Linked DNA regions of Homo sapiens: region 1 is linked to region 2. The links are chromatin loops, found by intact Hi-C in ENCODE. Cell type or tissue: Caco-2. All regions are shown on one strand. Links, peaks and the distances in the headings refer to the core of each region. The heading gives the core; the rest is flanking DNA. Region 1 has its middle 110 kb from the start of OR13F1. Region 2 overlaps LOC107987105 (a long non-coding RNA gene).

Region 1 (2,936 bases), core at 143-2,642, 290 kb after region 2:
TTAGGTTGATTCCAGACCTCAAAAACACAGGCAGCAAAAGCAAAACTAGACAAATGGTATTGCATCAAATTTAAAAGCTTCTGCACAGCCAAAGAAATGAATAACAGTGAAGAGGCAGCATGCAGAATGGGAGAAAGTACTTGCAAACCATACATCTGATAATGGGTTCATATCCAAAATACATAAGGAACTCAAACAATTCAATAGTAAGAAAACAAAGAACCCGGTTTAAAAATGGGCAAAGAACCTGAGTAGACATTTCTTTAAAGAATACATAGAGGCTGGGTGCGGTGGCTCACACCTCTAATCTCAGCACTTTGGGAGGCCGAGGCAGGTGGATCATGAGGTCAGGAGTTCAAGACCAGGCTGGCCAAGATGGTGAAACCACGTCTCTACTAAAAATACAAAAATTAGCCAGGTGTGGGGGCGGGCACTTGTAATCCCAGCTACTCAGAAGGCTGAGGCAGAGAATTGCTTGAACCCTGGAGGCAGAGGTTTCAGTGAGGTGAGATCACGCCACTGCACTCCAGCCTGGGCAACAGAGTGATAGTTCATTTCCAAAAAAAAAAAAAAACAAAAAAAAACAAAAAAGCATACAAATGGCGAAAAAGTATATGAAAAAATGCTCAGCATCAGTAATCATCAGGGACATGCAAATTATAAACACAATGTGATATTACCTCACACGTGTTAGAATGGCTGTTATCAAAAAGTCAGATGATAGTAAGTGTTGGTGAGGATGTGGAGAAAAGGGAACCCTTGTACACTTTTAGTAGGCTTGTAAATTGGTACAGTCATTTTTGAAAATAGTATGGAGATTCCTCAAAAAATTAAAAATGGAACTACCATATGATCCAGCAATCCCAGTTCTGGATATATATCCAAAGGAAATGAAAACAGTATATTATATATGCACTCCCATATTCATTGATGTATTCTTTTTAATGCATTTTTCTGTAGGGAGACCCCCTGAAACTATTGCTACGGAATAAAAGATGAAATGCTCCTGATTATTGTAAATACAAAATTGCATGCAGAATTGTGTAACGACAACCCAGGTTGGACTGCCAGAATGAGCCAACAGCACGTGATGTGCTTGCCCCTGCAGAGAGCCTATGAATGGACGTGCAGTCAGGGAGGTTTCATATCACCAAGATTCCTATCCCAGAAAAGCAGATGTTCATAGCTCTGGGAATGGAATGAGACCCTTGTGGAGAGCCTATAAACGGACGCATGGGGGCGCCTGTCGATATGGATAAGATAGGGCTATAGACGCCCTCATCTTGCCATGGCTCTTCTAGGCCTCTTTAGGGTTAAGGCATACTCCCTTCTGAGAATTTCTGGTCTAACCCGTTGTCTAGCTTCACGTCCTGTTTCTATGGATTGTTTGTAACCAGCTTTTGCTGCAACTGTTACTGCTGATTAATATCTTGCTAATCATAGGTTATGGAAAGACTAAGTTTCTGTTTTAAGGCTCTGTTAGAAATTACTGATGCACACACTATATTGTAAATTCTTATCCCTGTATACTGTACTTCTGCATACAGATGTTATGTTAAAGAATTACTTCATCCCCATGTGACCATCTCACCTCATAATCAAATGACCGTAAATCCCTCACTAACCTACCCCTGACCTCACTAAACTTAATAATAAATGCTGGTATATCCAGTGCATTGTTGGCACCATGGGACTAGAAGGCAGCGACCCCCCTGGACCCAGCTTTCACTATCTTGTGTGTGTCTATTATTTCTCAACCTGCCGATCCGCCTAGGAACAAAGAGAGAGCCCCATTGCATTGTGGGCTGCTGGCCAGATCCCACAATATTTTTGCATTAAATTAGAACATTCTAATTTACAACTATAGTTATCAGGAAGGACGATAGTGTTCAGTGTCTCTGTTAGATGGTTCTAGAGATTCAGATTCAAATGGACCCAAAATGTATAGATAGATTTTTTTTTTCAGAGACTACTTGACACTCTGTAATTTCATCTCAAAAGCTGAAAAGTAAAATGTCTGAACATGAAACATAATAGTGAATGGGTCTCTATCAACTCCTTGTTTTAAACATCTCTGATAACTTCCCTTCAGATTTTGAGTAAACATGCCTCATAATATATACAAACAACTTTATTCTCCAGCAGGTTAAAAAAAAATTAGGTATTGTGAAAGAGTGAAACTGTCAGGCATCAATCCATCTGCACATGGTTTAGTTTTCTCATGAAAACTTAATACAGTATCCTTAACCCGAAAAACATATATTTTAGCACCAGTATCATAGGTTCAGACTGCGCTAGGTCCTGCTCATATTGAGAGGCACAGTATAGCTAAGTAACTTAAAATCCTGGAAATGATCTGGCATTATTAGAAATGTTTCATCTAATAGCTCATTTCACTTACTTAGGTGCCTCTATAATCAGTGTTCTTAGATACAATAAAGCATTTATTCACATAACACCTTGGGACGTATGCACTGTTCAATCATATTAACAATTATCTTCTTCTCTTTTGACTGTGCATTGAGATTAGGAGTAGGCTGTAGGCTGGACAGCTTGGGTTTGAACCCCTGCTCCTTCACTTACTTGCTGTGAGGCTGTGGACAACTTCCTTAACCTCTCAGTTTCTGCATTGATAAGCCAAAGAGCCTACCAGATAGTAAAAACTTCATAGGTCATTATAGGAATTCAGTTAGTTCATATAAAGGTGCTTGATACATAATAAATGTTCAGTGCATGTTATCCATTGTTGTATACGAATAACACAAAGGCTAAGAAGTTACTCAAATATCAGTGATTTTATTTAATTGTGAAGTGAAGCATGTGTAGTACATGTAGTTTTAATTTCTTCTAAATAATTATGCTTTATTAATGAGAACTCTTTCTGATGCAAATTGAAAGAAAACAATCTTATAACTTGCTTAATTAGAAAAAAAAGA
Region 2 (2,936 bases), core at 259-2,758:
CAATGAAAGCTCTATGAGTGCAAGGACTTAAAAAACATTCTATTGAGATACAATTGACATAACAAAAAGTTACACATATTTAATGTATGCAATTTAATGAGTTTGAAGATAAGCATACACCCAGGAAACCATTACCACAATCTATGCCATAAACAATCCATTGCCTAAAAAAGTTTTCTATTGCACTCTTTATCTACTATTATTTTTATTGTTCTTTGTGAAAAGAACAGTTCTCCGAGGTAAGCAGCAACTGAAATTATCACCTCCAAAAAGAAATTTAAAACATATTTTTCCTAGAGTGTACAGTTAGCTGCAGGAGAGTTGTTCCAAATGCTATTATTGGAAGATTCCATTTTATATTTTATTTATTATTTCCACATCGATGTTATAAGTGAAATAAGCCAAAAAGCTTTATCTGCTTGTACTGTTCTCATCTGAATATGAAATAAAAATAAATGGATCAGGCAGGTTTCTCAATTTTTTTTTTTTTTTTTTTTTTTTTTGCTAAATAACTTGAATAAGATGATGACTGTTCCTTGACAATTTAGTGAACTCATAAGTAAAACTGTCTGGCAGCAGGAACTACTAAGGTTCAATTGAGGTTGATAAAAATAAAGATGCAGTTTTTTTCCCATCCAAGTTACTAGGCCCCTTGAGTTCTATGCCTGGGTGTCCTTTGGGATCAAGAGCCACTGCTCTAGAGAATATACCAAGGAGAGGTTTTCTGGGTCAGTCAGTATATACATTCATCTTTCTTGTAATTTTTGTTAATTTTAAAAGCTTTTTTGTTCATTTGTTTCCTTTGTTTGATTTTGGGTTATATATTCATCTTTGCTAAGTTTCCAAATTTGTACCCTAAATAGAAGTGTATGAGGCTTCACTTTGCATCATATTCTTGCCAATACTTAGTATTGACCAACTTTTAAGTTATTACCAATCTAGTCTGGTCAATTTGGAGTAGTATCTTTTTAAGACTCATGAAACAATAGGTATTGTTTGAAGGGTGGTGAAAAAAATTATATGAGGTGGACATAGGAAGCACTCTGTCTGAGATATTTCTACTTGGTTGTGTCACGTGGTTAGGTTCATGCAAATCTTCAGAAGGAAGCAGGATGGGTGGAGCCAATGTGGGCCCAACAGTTAGTGAGGGCAGTAACTGCATATATACTGTATATGTTTGTAAGTTTTTGGTCCATCCTTACATAGGTACTTTCAGGACTCCTTTGTAAGCGCGGCTGAAGAAATCACAACTTCTATTATATTCTAAGGCCACTAGATGGTGGCATAGACTAGCTTTTTCTTCCTCATTTCTTTTGCCCCATACTTGTAAGTGGAATTGTGGGATCAACTTTACCTGATCTTATTTGCTCTTCAAAATATTAATTCATATGTTCACTGGCAATGAATTGAACTTGATTTCTCCATATTCTTGTCAATACTTATGATGCTATAATTTAGTATCTGACTATTTAGAAAGTATGTAATGTCTCATATTGTCATTATAAATGCATGTTGAATTTTATGAAATTTTCTGCATTTAGTAAAATAGACATGCTTTTTTCTCCTTTAATTGATATTGTTATAAATTAAATTAACATATTTTCTAATGTTAACATTTTCTTGCATCCCTGATATATATTTTACTTGGACATTAGGTATTATTATTTTGTACATTGCTGGATTACATTTGCTAATATTTTATTTAAGGTTTTTGTATCTATGTAGTAGAGTGGCGTATTTTTTCCCTTTTTTAATTGTCCAGTTTTTGTTTCACATGCTTGCTTCGAAAGATTGGTTCCAGAAGATCTTCCTGTTTTTCTATTTTCTGCAACAAATTTAGAGATTTTTTATACTCTTGAACATTTATTAGAATTTTCTAGGGAAATTGTTTGGACCTGGCAATTTTTAAAACAACTGGTTCAAAATTCCTTGTCTTTGTGTTTTTTCCATTCTTTATTTTTTTTTCTAGAGCTTGAATTGGATGCTAAGTGCATAAACTTTCAACTTTTTTTATGTTTAAGCCTATAAATTTTCTTCGAAACAGTTAAACTGAATCAACTAATTTTGATGGTAATTTTGTTGTCCTAAAGTTGTAAATGTTTTATAATTTCCATTGTTATTTTTTACTAATCAATGATTTACTTAGAAATGTGTTTCAAAATTTCCAAATATAAAATATATTTTGAGTTTTTTAATTGATTTCTGATTGTATTTCATTGTGATAAGAAAATGTGGTTGAGTGCTATTAATTGTTCAATATGTATTAAGTCTTGCTTTCTGACCCAAGGAGTCAGTTTTATAAATATATATTCCCCAGTTGTTTGAATATAAAACGATGGATATTACATATTATATATTTTTATCTTCTTCAGATGACTTTTAATCATTGTAGAATTTAAATTTTTTATTTTCACATTTTTAACCCATTAGAGAGAAGTATACATTAAAATCACTCACTTTTATTTTATTTTAAAAATACCATTAAATTTCTTTTTTAATTATTAATTTTTATGAATACAGTAAGTGTATATATTTATAGGGCGCTTGAGATATTTTGATGCAAGCATACAATGTGTAGTAGTCACACTAGGGCAAATGAGGTATCCGTCACCTCAAGTATTTATCTTTTCTTTGTGTTGCAAACAATCCAATTATATCCTTTTAGTTATTTTAAAAGTACGATAAATTACTGTTGATTGTAGTCATCCTCTTGTGCTATCAGATTCTAGATTTTATTTATTCTATCTAACTATATTTTTCTGCAGATCAACCATCCTTAGTTCTCCCTCACTTTATGCTTCCCAGCCTCTGGTAACCATCGTTCTACTCTCTACTTCCTTGAATTCAATTGTTTTAATTTTTAGCTCCCACAAATAAGTGAGAACATGTGGTTTGTCTTTCTGTGTCTAGCTTACTTCACTTAACATAATAACCTC

Evidence for each region. Peaks named below come from ENCODE experiments on the same cell type or tissue, not always from the same donor. Only the 100,000 strongest peaks of a DNase experiment are listed, where the experiment ranks them.
Region 1: it touches region 2 in a loop (10-fold over the local background); 6 of 110 quality-filtered maps call a loop at or near these places.

The regions. Positions count from the first base shown.
Region 1 is chr9:104,393,412-104,396,347 of GRCh38, reverse strand. No RefSeq gene overlaps it. Among named protein-coding and RNA genes, the nearest start is that of OR13F1, 110 kb to the left of the region's middle. In Caco-2, for the core only: no CTCF peak of the experiment used is centred there; a DNase peak (open chromatin) is centred at 1,252.
Region 2 is chr9:104,681,084-104,684,019 of GRCh38, reverse strand. The region is part of intron 2 of LOC107987105 (a long non-coding RNA gene); the gene reads left to right. Among named protein-coding and RNA genes, the nearest start is that of OR13D1, 12 kb to the left of the region's middle. In Caco-2, for the core only: a CTCF peak has its summit at 1,278 (motif pointing right); no DNase peak of the experiment used is centred there.